2 separate regions of the Homo sapiens genome follow, and region 1 is linked to region 2. Evidence: chromatin loops called from intact Hi-C (ENCODE). Cell type or tissue: PC-3. All regions are shown on one strand.

The links. Peaks named below come from ENCODE experiments on the same cell type or tissue, not always from the same donor. Only the 100,000 strongest peaks of a DNase experiment are listed, where the experiment ranks them.
Region 1: a loop joins it to region 2, with 19 times the contacts of the local background. A loop is called at or near these places in 8 of 110 quality-filtered maps.

Annotation. Positions count from the first base shown.
Region 1 is chr2:175,959,434-175,967,433 of GRCh38, reverse strand. It overlaps LNPK (lunapark, ER junction formation factor), which reads left to right. Exons shown (of 13, transcript NM_030650.3): 7 at 2,845-2,928; 8 at 3,011-3,062. Among named protein-coding and RNA genes, the nearest start is that of LNPK, 39 kb to the left of the region's middle. In PC-3, a CTCF peak has its summit at 3,033 (motif pointing left); no DNase peak of the experiment used is centred here.
Region 2 is chr2:176,081,405-176,089,404 of GRCh38, reverse strand. It overlaps EVX2 (even-skipped homeobox 2), which reads left to right and starts at 5,443. Exons shown (of 3, transcript NM_001080458.2): 1 at 5,443-6,055; 2 at 6,956-7,227. The coding sequence starts at 5,629. It also overlaps a transcript of HOXD13 not described here. RefSeq lists enhancers at 2,794-3,618, 6,069-6,684. In PC-3, CTCF peaks have their summits at 712, 911 and 3,006; no DNase peak of the experiment used is centred here; H3K4me3 peaks cover 1,931 bases; H3K27me3 peaks cover 3,092 bases.

The sequences.
Region 1 (8,000 bases), 120 kb after region 2:
TCAAAACTTAAAAAGTTTTTTTCACATTTATTTTGTGCTAGTGTGCCCTTTTAATGTTTTCTATGATGTAATGGCTGTATCCAGTAGAAATAATTTTTACATGTTATAGAAATATAACTCATCACAATGTTGACTCTTAATAGAATCATGTATTTATTATTCTATCTTTTAAAATAAAAAAGCCCCTAAAACCTTTAGTACAACCGTATTACAGAAAAATGATTCATTCTTTAACACTAACGATAGCTGATGAGCTCAAAAATAAAAAATTGCAAAAAAATGTTATAATGTTTTAAAGTTTACGAATTTGTTTTGGGCTGCATTCAAAGCTATCTTGGGCCACATGTGGCTGGTGGCTAAGGGTTGGACAAGCTTGAATGAGAGAATTCTCAAGAATTCTAGTTTCTTGTTCCTGAATCTTGAGGTTAATATGTTGAGTTTTTGGAAATAGTTTGTTTCAGGCCCATTCTGAGTAATTGAGATGTCTCTGAAAATTATGTTAATATTTTAGGCACTGTTGTGGACTCTTTCTCCTACATTATATTTTTTTAAATTGCACAGTAGTGCTATGAAGAAAGTATTAAAATATCTATGCAGAGGAGAAACTGAGGCTGACAAAGTGCTAACAATCTTCTAAGAATAGAAATGTGCGTTGAACCCAGATCTTTTCTCACTTTGAAGTTTCAAATTCATGTTCTTTGCACTGAACAGTGTATTTAAAACATATTATTACTTAAATGTTGTATGGATGTGTGTTAATTAAGCTATTATATGAAAATATTTTGTTAGAAGTAAATGCAAAAAATGGGAAATAGATTTGTATCTTTTAGTACTTAAAAACTGATTTTATTTAAGATAAATAAAAACATAGATACACTTGAATACTTGCTGAATAATCTACCAGGAATGCAATCATTCGATAAAGTAGCATTTTGGTTTGGAGTTTTGTGTGTTGTTTTAAAGATCACAGTTTAATCTTTTTAAACCTAGTAGTAGTTTTAGTCTAGAGTTATCTGTCCAAATCAGTATGACTGTTTACATTTACATTATTTAAAATGAAATAAAACTACAGCTGGGCGCAGTGGCTCACACCTGTAATCCCAGCACTTTGGGAGGCTGAGGTATGTGGATCACTTGAGGCCAAGAGTTCGAGACCAGCCTGGCCAACATGGCGAAACCTCGTCTCTACTAAAAATACAAAAACTAGCCGGGTGTGGTGGCGCGCATCTGTAATCCTAGCTACTTGGGAGCCTGAGGCAGAGAATCGCTTGAACCTGGGAGGTGGAGGCTGCAGTGAGCCGAAACCACTCACTCCAGCCTGGGTGACAGAGTGAGACTCCATCTAAAACAAAACAAAATGAAACAAAACAAAAGTACAAATTCAGTTCCCCAGTTGCACAAGCAACATTTTAAGTGCTCATTTATCACATAGGGCTTAGTGGCTACTATTACGCTGACATAGACCATTTTCATCATTACATAAAGTTTTACTGCACAACACTGCTAAAAAATCAAAAGTCTAATGTGTAGAGATCAGGGATTTGCTTCTTTGATATTCCATGTAGATTATGTTGATTTGGGGATGTATTTTATTATGCCCTCTTTCTACCTCTGTTCCTAGTTTTTTTTTTTCTAACTCTAAAGTGATACTATAAACATCTCCTTTACATCAGAAAAGTCAACTTGTTTATTTTGAGAATTTATAATAATTTTGAAATAGGAAAATATTTTAGTTTCATTAAACCAAGGCAAGGCTAATAAATCATTCATCTAAGTACCTACCTCTTAAATGTCGAATTGAGTGTTTAATGAGGAATCTGTTAACTGCTATTGTGGCAGCATATTTTTAACTCAGTAAATGTGCTTTGGGTTGCATTTTAAAATAAATGTCCTTTGGAATGAATATGACATTTAATGAATCTTAGTGGTTATCAGTGGTCACTGAGAAAGAAAAGGTTCTTTTCCAATTTTTGCAAAAGCACTTTATCCTACATATTAGGTAATTTGTCATTACTATGACTGTCTTGTACTAAAGTTCAACTTTTTCTGATGTTGAACTAGCCGTAACTGCTAGTGATACTTTACTAGTGATTATATTTTAAGTTAAACCCATGTATTAAGTTATAAAGTGACTTGAGTGCATGGTAAATAAAACGTTACAATAATGAAGTGATTTAATTATAGTCCCTAGTGTGAACATAGAACTCAGTAAAATTTTTGCTTAAATTCTGTGCTCAGTTTTTTCCTCTAAAGTTGTTTGAGTCTAAGTAAAAAAGAGGTGAGGGTTATCTTTTAAAGTCATTTGAGCAAATTCCATGGCTGTTCTCCCAGTTAGTGAGTTTTCACTGCATTTGCAGCAAGCTAATTGCTTCTGCTAATAAATAATCTAAAATCGATGCTGACAGCAGTTAATTGGCACAGAGATTTTATTTTGTAAAGCTCTTGGCTAACGACCTTCTTTAAATTAATAGCATTAAGTGCTATGAGGAAATAAATCTGAGGAATTGCCTGTCATTTGCTTGTCATGTCTAATAACTTCCAATAATGATGGCTGATAGATTTTTGCACATTCCATTATTGAAGTTGGTGCATGTAATTATTCTCCTCATTATATGTAAACAATTAGCAATATTTGGTATTTCCTTGCAGTAAAACTGTTAAGTACAAGTAACATATTAGAGGTTAGAAGCCATTTTAAAATCTGGATTTTAATTATTCGAATGTAGGAAGTCTTTCATTCTATTTGGATATATTAAGGATATTTAAACCTTTTTGAATAGGACTTATACAAATAAGTAGTGTGTGTTTTGAAGTGTGACAATTTATGGAAATTTTTGTTCGTAGCTTGAAGAAGTCATGGAAAAAGAAACTTACAAGACGGCTAAATTAATTCTTGAAAGGTTTGATCCGGACTCAAAGAAAGCAAAGGTAAGACTGTGATATCACTACTATTTTATTATAAATTACACATTGTAATAGGTCACTGTAATAACATTATTATAATTGACAGGAGTGTGAGCCGCCATCTGCTGGAGCAGCTGTAACTGCAAGACCTGGACAAGGTAAATAACTTAGTAGAAACTGCTGCTGCTGTTGGAAAGATCCATAATTACCCAAGTGAGTTCAAAAGTGTGTTGGAGGTGTGCAAAAACTTATGTAGAATGCTTCTGTGTAAATTTATATTTGGTAATTTGGGATATGACTTAGGGTGGATGGCAATAATTTTATTTCATTTTGATTTTATGGGAATATGTTAAGTTAGGATGTCAAATATGTATTGAGATTAAATATATCATTGGTTTTAATCTTTTAAAATTTAAATAATTTCATCAATATTTTGTAAATATTTCCCACTTTCAAATAATAGTCTCTTGGAATATCTGTTATTATGAAAATCCTTACATTTTTATGTTTTATTTTTGAAAAATGTTATGATTTCTGTGAAATTTTGTTTTTTCTAAAATAACACTTTAGAATAAAATAATTTAGAAATAAGAAAAATGAAAATTGAATTATCGCTGTGTAATGTTAACTATTTTTGAGCTTGTATTACCATATTATTAATGAAGTCATTACTATTACATCATTAAATGTTATATAAAATTTTAACCGTCATTATATTAAGTGGTTACATAAAATATTCCCCAGACTGGCATGGGAAAAGATATTCTGAGTTTGCAATGACTTTTGTCTTTGTTCTTTTCTTTTTTTTTAATTAATTAATTTATTTATTATATTTTAAGTTTTAGGGTACATGTACACAATGTGCAAGTTAGTTACATATGTATATATGTGCCATGTTGGTGCACTGCACCCACTAACTTGTCATCTAGCATTAGGTATATCTCCCAATGCTATCCCTCCCCCGCCACCACCCCACAACAGTCCCCAGAGTGTGATGTTCCTCTTCCTGTATCCATGTGTTCTCATTGTTCAATTCCCATCTATGAGTGAGAATATGCAGTGTTTGGTTTTTTGTTCTTGTGATAGTTTACTGAGAATGATGATTTCCAATTTCATCCATGTCCCTACAAAGGACATGAACTCATCATTTTTTATGGCTGCATAGTATTCCATGGTGTATATGTGCCACATTTTCTTAATCCAGTCAATCATTGTTGGGCATTTGGGTTGGTTCCAAGTCTTTGCTATTGTGAATAATGCCGCAATAAACATACATCTGCATGTGTCTTTATAGCAGCATGATTTATAGTCCTTTGGGTATATACCCAGTAATGGGATGGCTGGGTCAAATGGTATTTCTAGTTCTAGATCCCTGAGGAATCGCCACACTGACTTCCACAAGGGTTGAACTAGTTTACAGTCCCACCAACAGTGTAAAAGTGTTCCTATTTCTCCACATCCTCTCCAGCACCTGTTGTTTCCTGACTTTTTAATGATTGCCATTCTAACTGGTGTGAGATGGTATCTCATTGTGGTTTTGATTTGCATTTCTCTGATGGCCAGTGATGATGAGCATTTTTTCATGTGTTTTTTGGCTGCATAAATGTCTTCTTTTGAGAAGTGTCTGTTCATGTCCTTCGCCCACTTTTTGATGGGGTTGTTTGTTTTTTTCTTGTAAATTTGTTTGAGTTCATTGTAGATTCTGGATATTAGCCCTTTGTCAGATGGGTAGATTGCAAAAATTTTCTCCCATTCTGTAGATTGCGTGTTCAGTCTGATGGTAGTTTCTTCTGCTGTGCAGAAGCTCTTTAGTTTAATTAGATCCCATTTGTCTATTGTGGCTTTTGTTGCCATTGCTTTTAGTGTTTTAGACATGAAGTCCTTGCCCATGCCTGTGTCCTGAATGGTATTGCCTAGGTTTTCTTCTAGGTTTTTTATGGTTTTAGGTCTAACATTTAAGTCTTTAATACATCTTGAATTAATTTTTGTATAAGGTGTAAGGAAGGGATGCAGTTTCAGCTTTCTGCATATGGCTAGCCAGTTTTCCCAGCACCATTTATTAAACAGGGAATCTTTTCCCCATTTCTTGTTTTTGTCAGGTTTGTCAAAGATCAGATGGTTGTAGATGTGTGGTGTTATTTCTGAGGCCTCTGTTCTGTTCCATTGGTCTATATATCTGTTGTGGTACGAGTACCATGCTGTTTTGGTTACTGTAGCCTTGTAGTATAGTTTGAAGTCAGGAAGTGTGATGCCTCCAGCTTTGTTCTTTTTGCTTAGGATTGTCTTGGCAATGCAGGCTCTTTTTTGGTTCCATATGAACTTTAAAATAGTTTTTTCCAATTCTGCGAAGAAAGTCACTGGTAGCTTGATGGGGATGGCATTGAATCTATAAATTACCTTAGGCAGTATGTCCATTTTCACGATATTGATTCTTCCTATCCATGAGCATGGAATGTTCTTCTATTTGTTTGTGTCCTCTTTTATTTCGTTGAGTAGTGGTTTGTAGTTCTCCTTGAAGAGGTCATTCACATCTCTTGTAAGTTGGATTCCTAGGTATTTTATTCTCTTTGAAGCAATTGTGAATGGGAGTTCACTCATGATTTGGTTCTCTGTTTGTCTGTTAATGGTGTATAAGAATGCTTGTGATTTTTGCACATTGATTTTGTATCCTGAGACTTTGCTGAAATTGCTTATCAGCTTAGGGAGATTTTGGGCTGAGATGATGGGGTTTTCTAAATACACAAGCATGTCATCTGCAAAAAGGGACAATTTGACTTCCTCTTTTCCTAATTGAATACCCTTTATTTCTTTTTCCTGCCTGATTGCCTTGGCCAGAACTTCCAACCCTATGTTGAATAGGAGTGGTGAGAGAGGGCATCCCTGCCTTGTGCCAGTTTTCAAAGGGAATGCTTCCAGTTTTTGCCCATTCAATATGATATTTGCTGTAGGTTTGTCATAAATAGCTCTTATTATTTTGAGACACGTCCCATCAATACCTAGTTTATTGAGAGTTTTTAGCATGAAGGGCTGTTGAATTTTGTCGAAGGCCTTTTCTGCATCTATTGAGATAATCATGTGGTTTTTGTCTTTGGTTCTGTTTGTGTGATGGATTACATTTATTGATTTGCATATGTTGAACCAGCCTTGCATCCCAGGGATGAAGCCAACTTGATCATCATGCATAAGCTTTTTGATGTGCTGCTGGATTCAGTTCACCAGTATTTTATTCAGGATTTTCGCATCGATGTTCATCAGGGATATTGGTCTAAACTTCTTTTTGTTGTGTCTCTGCCAGGCTTTGGTATCAGGCTGATGCTGGCCTCATAAAATGAGTTAGGGAGGATTCCCTCCTTTTGTATTGTTTGGAATAGTTTCAGAAGGAATGGTGCCAGCTTCTCTTTGTACCTCTGGTAGAATTCAGCTGTGAATTCATTTGGTCCTGTAATTTTTTTGGTTGGTAGGCTATTATTGCCTCAATTTCAGAGCCTGTTATTAGTCTATTCAGGGATTCAGTTTCTTCCTGGTTTAGTCTTGGGAGGGTGTATGTGTCCAGGAATTTATCCATTTCTTCTAGATTTTCTAGTTTATTTGCATAGAGGTGTCTATAGTATTCTCTTATGGTAGTTTGTATTTCTGTGGGATCAGTGGTGATATCCCCTTTATCATTTTTTATTGTGTCTATTTGATTCTTCTCTCTTTTCTTCTTTACTAGTCTTGCTAGTGGTCTATCTATTTTGCTGGTCTTTTCAAAAACCAGCTCCTGGAGTCATTGATTTTTTGAAGGGTTTTTTTGTGTCTCTATCTCCTTCAGTTCTGCTCTGATCTTAGTTATTTCTAGCCTTCTGCTAGCTTTTGAATGTGTTTGCTCTTGCTTCTCTAGTTCTTTTAATTGTGTTGTTAGCGTGTCGATTTTAGATCTTCCCTGCTTTCTCTTGTGGGCATTTAGTGCTATAAATTTCCCTCTACACGCTGCTTTAAATGTGTCCCAGAGATTCTGATATGTTGTGTCTTTGTTCTTATTGATTTCAAAGAACATCTTTATTTCTGCCTTCATTTTGTTATTTACCTAGTAGTCATTCAGGAGCAGGTTGTTCAGTTTCCATGTAGTTGTGTGGTTTTGAGTGAGATTCTTAATCCTGAGTTCTAATTTGATTGCACCCTGGTCTGAGAGACAGTTTGTTGTGATTTCTGTTCTTTTACATTTGCTGAGGAGTGCTTTATTTCCAACTATGTGATCAATTTTGGAGTAAGTGCGATGTGATGCTGAGAAGAATGTATATTCTGTTGATTTGGGGTGGAGAGTTCTGTAGATCCCTATTAAGGCAGCTTGGTGCAGAGCTGAGTTCAAGTCGTGGATATCCTTGTTAACCTTCTGTCTCGTTGATCTGTCTAATATTGACAGTGGGGTGTTAAAGTCTCCCATTATTGTGTGGGAGTGTAAGTCTCTTTGTAGGTTGCTAAGGACTTACCTTATGAATCTGGGTGCTCCTGTGTTGGGTGCATATATATTTAGGATAGTTAGCTCTTCTTGTTGAATTGACTCCTTTACCATTATGTAATGGCCTTCTTTGTCTCTTTTGATCTTTGTTGGTTTAAAGTCTGTTTTCTCACAGACTAGAATTGTAACCCCTGCTTTTTTTTTTGTTTTCCATTTGCTTGGTAGATCTTCCTCCATCCCTTTATTTTGAGCCTATATGTGTCTCTGCACATGAGATGGGTTTCCTGAATACAGCACACTGATGGGTCTTGACTCTATCCAGTTTGCCAGTCTGTGTCTTTTAATTGGGGCATTTAGCCCATTTACATTTAAGGTTAATATTGTTATATGTGAATTTGATCCTGTCGTTATGATGTTAGCTGGTTATTTTGCTTGTTAGTTGACGCAGTTTCTTCCAAACATCAATAGTCTTTACAATTTGGCATGTTTTTGCAGTGGCTGGTACCGTTAGTTCCTTTCCATGTTTAGTGCTTCCTTCAGGAGCTCTTGTAAGGCAGGCCTGGTGGTGACAAAGTCTCTCAGCATTTGCTTGTCTGTAAAGGATATTATTTCTCCTTCACTTATGAAGCTTAGTTTGGCTGGATATGAAATTCTGGGT
Region 2 (8,000 bases):
ACTTGTAAGAAGCCAAATATTTGGTGTAGAAATAGAGTCTTAATTCCAAAGTAAAATCTTAAGTCTAGCAGAAGTGGCTGGACAGTGTTCTTAACCAAATCTGTGTTCTGCCAACTTTGGAGCTAATTTTCCCTCTCCAGGCAACACCCAGTTTTACTCAGCCTGGAGATATCAAAAGAAACAACAACAACAACAACAACAACAAACCAAACCTATTGTGAAAAAAGGGGACCCTAGCAACAGCTAGACAGTGGAAGCCACATTTGAGTACTTTCTACCTTTGAGACATATTCCGTTTGGGTTTCACAACACGATTAGGCTTTATCAAATGAAAATCGTTTGCAGCAACAACAGTTCCAAACCCCCTCCAAATCAGAAACATTATTTGGTGGAACCAGGTTTGCCTCATGCAGGACAGCGGGCCCTTCTTTGGGATGGAGAGAACTTCTCCAGCCTTGGAAAAAATTAAACACAGTGAGGATTCTTTCCTTTGAAGAGAAGCACTAATCTCACTGTGAAAGGGACGCAGGAGGGTGGGGCAGGAGCCAGAGGCCCAGAGTAACTTGTTGCCTTTTTTTGGAAAATAAAAGCTGGGACCCTAATTTGCTGAAGTTTTATCCGACATTTCAAGGTGAGGGGTTGTCCTTGGAATACACTTCCCTAGCAAAACTACTGGGAAGTCCAGTAAATTCTCACTCTGTCGGTAGCTTGAGATAAAAGAAAATGTCTGTCTACCTACCTATCTCCATTCCGCAGAGTCCATTGTCTCTATGGGGAATCCACATTGTCCTTACCGGCAGGGCAAAGGGATGAAGGTGAGGAAAGTGCCCAAGCACGAAGGGGGGAGCCGAAAGGGAGGCGGAGGGGCAGTGTTCGGCTCCACTTCCCGGCCCGGCGGCGCGCAGTTCCCCACGCCTGGCGCTAGATGTCCCTGCAAGTTTTCCCGTGGCGTCTGAGGGCACAGGAACTCGAGGCAGGCGATGGGTCTGCGTAGACCGAGCCCAGGAAGAAAGTATCCCCCAACTCCCGCACCACGACCTTCCTCCGTGGGGCGCGGGATTGCGACGGGAGTGGGAGGAGGAAAGACAGAAGCAACCGGAGAGACCCGGAAGGGACAGAGAGCTAGAAGCTGGCCTGCCGAGGGCTCGAAATCTGAGTCTTCCCTTATGCAGCGAAACCTGCACCCGTGGAAACCGCACTTCGCCTGAAGACAGGGAGCCCGAGGCTCGAAGCCCAGGCTTTCGCGGTCCTACTGTCCCACTGCACCCTGCAGCCCCAGCTCTCGAGCAAGCATGCGTCCCAAGGCGGGACCGCAAGTTGTCGGCCCCAATTGCCCGCAGCCCCCCGCGTAAGAGGAGAGCCAGGCTCCGGCAGCGGCAGACGCGGGGCTTCGCTGCAGCTACGGCTTTACCGGCGCCCCTCCCCTCGGGCAGCCCGGACAGATTTTTATTACCTGCAGTCATAGGCCAAAAGTGTTTACCACTTCACCTCAGAGGACCCGCTGCTGCTCAAGAAACAAATATTTAGTCTGGAAACCTAACCAAAAAATTAGGCCTCTTCAAAGTCATTACTCCTTTAGAACAAAAAGGGCTTTTCAGTCCATGCGAAGGAAGTCCTTCCTGTACTCCCCACCCCATCTTAAAAATTTCTGCCAAAGCATGCGGGCTTGGGTTGGATTCTTGACTTGTTTTATCTAGTGGGTTCTGTACCTTGGTAGTGGGTAAGAGGCCTTGACGGTCACAGAGGCTGCATCAAACCACCCGGAACATTTGACAGGCCTGTTCCCAGCCTTGGCCTTCACATTCTGGGAGACGTGCAAGTTTGGGTATTTCATCAAAAAGCATCAACAGGGAGGGGCGCAGTGGCTCACGCCTATAATCCCAGCACTTTGGAAGGTCGAGACAGGCGGATCACCTGAGGTAGGAGTTCGAGACCAGCCCGGCCAACTTGGTGAAATCCTGTCTCTACTAAAACTACAAAAATTAGCCGGGCGTGGTGGCGTATGCCTGTAATCCCAGCTGCTCAGGAGGCTGAGGCAGGAAAATCGCTTGAACCCGGGAGGCGGAGGTTGCGGTGAGCTGAGATCTTGCCATTGCACTCCAGCCTGGGCAACGGTGTGAGACTCTGTCTCAAAAACAAACAGACAAACAAACAAACAAAACAAACAAAAACCACCACCAACAACAACTACAACAAAATACACACACAAATCAACAGAACTGCACTCTTCTTACTACCCTCTATATAGGTTCAATGTTTTTGAGGTAGGCCTGTATTTACATAAGGCATATGCAAAATGAGAGAATTAACCTAAAAAATGCTGCCCAAGGCTTTAAACAACACTTTTGACTTTATCATCGGAGATAAGTTTAAATCACAAGTCCCTGAACCCCTCTGGCTCATAATCTCTGGAAAAGGGATAATAGTTTAAATCTCACAGAGTTACTGTGAACCTTAGCTGAGATAACATGTAAAAAGCACTTGGAATTGCAAAGTAAGAGTTTTGTATAAGTTAGCCAATATTACTACTAGTGGGCGTGGAATCTCTAAATAAATTAAGGGACATTAAATATTGGAATGGAATGGTCACTGTACCTCATGAAACATTATTGCCTGCTACACCCAGTTTAGTGGAAACATTATAGGTGTCTTTTACTGTGAGTAGTTTCGCTGACATGTCTCTGACATGTTTTTTGTAATAAACGTGCTAGAAATGCACTATCAGTGTCATTTAAAAGGTGCAAAAATAGTTTTCAAAGCCACTAATGAATGAAGGTGCTGCTGAGAAATAGTGTTTTCCCTTTCGACAGACTGAGGTCCGGTTTGGCGCAGCCTTTGGGACCAGAGGCGTCGGGTCCCAGAGGAAGGGAAGATGTGGGAGAGCCTCGGGCTGAGTGATAGAGGAAGGGGTCGTCAGTCCTCACCTTAGTCCCCAGTGACTGCGTCTCCGACTTGAAAACCAACTCACAGCAGCCGAAACCGCGAGGAAAACAGATGGGGGCGCCAAACGACAGCAATAAAGGCATCCACGGATTTCCACCCAAGCAGTGCCTCGGTTCACCCACACTCCCGCCAGGGTCTCGCACCACTTCCCACCCCCACCACCCCAGCACGACCCGAGCCTGAACCAAGGTGTCCCATTCAGTCCCTGGAGCAAGCGAGGACTGGGTAGGGGGACCCTTCCTGGGTCACAGGAGCAGCGACTGCCAGGCATGGCAGAATTGGGCATCCGGGCTGCGGAGCAGGGAGGGAGCAGGTGGGGGCGTTGGCAGGGCTGGACTCCCACCGCGCTGATGGCCCCAAAGCCGGCGCAATGAGAACTCAGGGAGCTCGGAGCTGGGTGGCCAATGGGGCAGGGGCAGAGGTGGACGCTGGGTCAAGTCCCAGTCCCGGTGCGCTGGATGCCCACTCTGCGTTCCCCGCCGGTTCCCCGTTCCCCCAGGCACCGCCTGCCTATCGAGCTTTCCGTTTATTACCTTAAAGATGTGGAATTGATTTTCTAAGCAAAGCTCGCGTTGTTGAAATAAGTTGGCGCCGAGGGGAACAGAAGATAAACTTTTGGCATTGACTATATGTGTGTATATATGTATATAAATATACTTCACACCTCGCTTCCCCTTACATTCCTGATGCGCCCCCAACGGGTCTAAGGTTAAAAGGAAAGCGCCAAGAGCTATAGGCGAATAGATCTCGAGCTTGCCCCCTAACACACCCCAATGTTCTGGGTGTGTCGGCAGAAAGAAGAGGGGGCCCTGGTTGGGGTTCGGATTGAGGCTAAATGTGGGGATGCAGGACCCGCGCCCAGCGCCCAGATTGTCAGGGTCTCTCAGCCGCTTCAGAAGCTCACGGGCGGACCTCCGCGTCCCATCCCCGTCCTCCCTCGCCTCCGCCTGTGTCCGCGAATCTCTCTCCGGCTGGGCCGTTGGCGGGTGGGCACAGTGCTTGGAGGGTCAGGGAAGGGTGGGCGCAACCGCGGGAGATGAGGAGCGGCCTGGAGTGAAGATTGATCTTCGTTAAAATGGTTGCCACCGGCGTCATTATGACTATCAAAGTTGTCGCCAAGAGGCTCAGCCTCCAAGCCCAGGCCGCAGAGAGCTGCTGTAAGGCTGTTCGGCGACTCTCTGCGCCCGGACCCAACGCTGGGAATACCTGTGGCCGCAGGTAAGGGGCTGGGGTTGATGAGGGGAGGAAAGAGAGAAGGAAGAAAAGCAAAGGGGAAGGGAGGGCAGCGGGGAGGTAGGGGAAGAAGGCTGTCTCCTCTTTCCTCTTTTGACCTCGAAATCCAGCGCCTTTGCCGCAAATAATTCTATTTGAGGAGGGAGGGGAAAATCTGGCAACGTGAGCGTGGATTCGGAGCGCCCGTATGGCGCTGTAAATCTCCACTGTGTTTAAAGTTAGCTGTCGAATTCTGCTATCAAATCGTCCAGCCTAGTTCGTTTCCCCTCAGGAAAATGCGTAGGCGAGAAGGCTTTCTATCAGCAGGATTATAAAAGTAAAAAACCGGGGACTTCGAGTTCAGATCTCACTCTGCAGACGGTGTTAGAAAATCAGAGAGGACCTAATGATTTCCGTTTGGAGGCGCGGGCCCAATGCACCTCCGCGGCCACGTAGCAAGAAAGCGCTTTCAAAACTCTAGGATATTTCTATTTCTCTCTCTCTCTCTCTCTCTCTTTCTCTCACTCCGTCTCCCTCTCCCTTTCTCCCTCTCTCCCTCTCTCCCTCTCTTCCGCTCTCTCTCTCTCCCGGGGTGGGAGGAGAGCATTTAGGCTGAGGTGAAGAAATAGGGAGGGAAAGAACTCCGGCGTCCTATTTGTTAAATAAAATACATATTTGGTTCCGAAATCCGAAAGATAAGTAATCCAGATAGGAGAGGCGCAAGGTCTTCTCCTTACGCAACTCTTCCTGCATCCTCCCCCTTATCTCCCCCCACTTATGCCCCCAGCTTGTAAATGGTAAAAAAAAAAAAAAAAAAAAAAAAAAAAACCAAACCTTCCCGAGGACCTACTCTGGAAAGTCAAACCATTATCTATTATTTAATACGTATCTGTGTCCAAGGAAAAATGAAGAAGGCGCTGCATGATTAGGACCTAAGGGGCAACCTAGCAAACTGAGAGCGTAATGATGCCCCTAAATGAAGGGGGAAATGTGCCGCGGCGCGCTCTATTAATCAGACTGTCAATTTCACCCCCGAGGCCAAACCCCCGGGCGAGCAGAACTGGCTCGGAGCGGGCAAAGGACCGGAGCCTTCCTCCTCACTTGTCTCTTCTCGCCTCCTACCTGGATCTATTTGTCTGCTCTGAAGCTGCCTTCATTACCCACTGACAGGAGGGTGTATTTATTTGCTTATAAACCTGTTACAATAAATGATTATTCGAACAGCGTCATTCGTACCTTAATGACGAGCGGGCGCTACTTTTTGATGAATGACATCTCGGGATCGGAAGGATGTATGGGTCATTTTGACCAGTCATTCCCTCGCTCTGGCATCCCACAATTTTTCCGCCTCCCTCCGAAAGCGATAATAATATTTAGAGGCGTTCGCTGGGGCTGAATGAGAATTAGCCCTAGGCGCAGCCTATCATTAGGACGGGACAGCAGGGCCACTGTGACATTTTTAAGAAAGCTGAGATGATGGAAAGAATAAGAAAAGAGATGATTCTGATGGAGAGAGGGCTGCACAGCCCTACGGCGGGCAAGAGATTCTCCAATTTGTCCAACTCGGCTGGCAATGCTGTGCTCGAGGCCCTGGAAAATTCGCAGCACCCGGCTCGCCTAAGCCCGCGCCTGCCGTCTGCCCCCCTGCACAGCGCTCTGGGAGAACTCCCCGCCAAGGGCAAATTCGAAATAGACACTTTGTTCAACCTGCAGCACACGGGCAGCGAAAGCACCGTCTCCTCCGAAATCTCCTCCGCCGCCGAGAGCCGCAAGAAGCCGGGCCATTATTCAGAGGCGGCCGCTGAGGCCGACATGAGCAGCGACGTGGAGGTGGGCTGCTCCGCGCTTCGCTCCCCCGGGGGCCTCGGCGCCGCTCAGCTTAAGGAAAACAATGGCAAAGGTAACCGCGCCGGCCGCACCGCGCTCTCCAGTCCCATCCTCTTTGCTCCTCCGCGGCCCCCGCCAGCCTTTCCCGGTGCCTTTTCCCCTCTCAGACCCTCCACAGGCAAGCTACACCGAGCTAGCACGGGCGGGGGCGGGACGCATGTCTGGGACCGTGCCTTCCAGTTCTGCTCCTTGAGCTTTCCCGCCAGGCTCAGGCCTGCGGAGCCTGGAACACCAGGCCCACCCGCCCTCGCTCCTGAGTCCGAGAAAATGTTTCTGCGCTCGTGTCTAAGAGCCCGAGCGAGCCGGTAGACCCCTAGTCAGCAGCCGAGTTGCTTTTGGGAAAGGTACCCTGGGCAACTACTCTGAACTCCCCTGCCCCTGTGCCCTCAGGGCTGGAGGGGGCATTCTTCTGGGTAAGTCGGAGGAAGCCTCGCCGGCGTCTCTGTTTAGGTCAGCGGGAGAAAGAGTTGAAAAGTATATTTCACCCCCTATTGGCTTGGGTTTGAGCTACTGCTGTGTTGGAACTCTTAAAATATTTGAAACCCCGAAGACTCAGATAAAGGTTAGAGGCCGTATAAAAAGCTGCCCTGCGGTCTCCAGACCATGGGAAACCCAGAGCTTCCCAAACTGCGCCCAGAGGTAGGCATTTTCCCTCGGCCACTTTTCCTCCTTGGTTGAAAATTTCTAATTATTAAAAAAGAAATCTCCTAATTCCGTTTCTATTATTTGCTTATGAAGGGCTCCCCAAACTTTATTGATTCCATTAACGGCAGCAATTTGTAAGCATGACAGACCCCATCAATTCCGGCAGCGACTCTCCTTCCTGACGGGGCTTCCCCGATCCGCGCGCAGCGCCAGCGCCGGGCTGTTGGTCCTACAGCCACTCATGCGCTGTTGGTCGTTTGTTTGCCAGGGTACGCAGAGAGCGGCTCGGCTGCCGGCACCACGACGTCGGCGTCGGGCTCAGGCCTCGGAAGCCTGCATGGAGGCAGCGGAGGCAGCGGCGGGAGCGCGGCGCTGGGTGGCTCCGGCTCTGGCGCGGATCAAGTGCGGCGCTACCGTACGGCGTTCACCCGCGAGCAGATCGCGCGCCTGGAGAAGGAGTTCTACCGGGAGAACTATGTGTCGCGGCCCCGCCGGTGCGAGCTGGCCGCGGCACTCAACCTGCCCGAAACCACCATCAAGGTATCAATTCCAGTGCATGCCTGCTCTGGCCTCCCCGGGGGCATCTGGGTTGATTGTTTCTTTTTCCCCTTTCCCCTTTCTGGGTGGCTAGATTTAGCTAAGGGTCTGGAAATCCGCGGGGGGTAGTCACCAAAGGAATTGGCTTATTTATTTCCCGGCCACCGAATCCGAACGGTTGTCCGGCCTGACGGATCTAAGAAGGCCCCCGAATGGTGACTCCAATGCTGAAAGCACTCGCCCCTGCTCCATTGTGCCCAACGCCTGGCCAGATGCCCCCTCGCCCATACCCACGGCCCCACTTTCCCCTAGGCGGCAAGCCCAGTTGGTCTTTGTTCCTCAAGCAGGAACCAGAGGTGAAACTTTTCATTTGCTCTTGAGCTTGGAGATTTATTTTCCGCATAAATCGTTACACGGAGAAAAGGATACTGTATCTTTAAAATCGATTGGTTTGAGACAGTAGTTTCCTGAACATTTTCCTCTTGGGCAACGAAAAAAGGGCAACCTCCTGCGGGGAAAAATGCAACGAAATTGTCCTTATTTATATATAACTTTAGGTTATTAATTTTATTATACGTCTGGGAGAGATAGCCGGGAGGTTAGGCGATTTGGTGAGCCCTTCATGGAGCGTTCGACACTGCAGAAAAAAGAAAAAATCTCCACGGGGTAGGGGAGGAGTGTGGAAGTCTCCCTCTGGTTTGATCGGGCTTTCTTTAATTTAGAGTTGTGACGAATGATGTCTTTATTAGATAGTGTTGGGAGGGGTGGAAACGTCC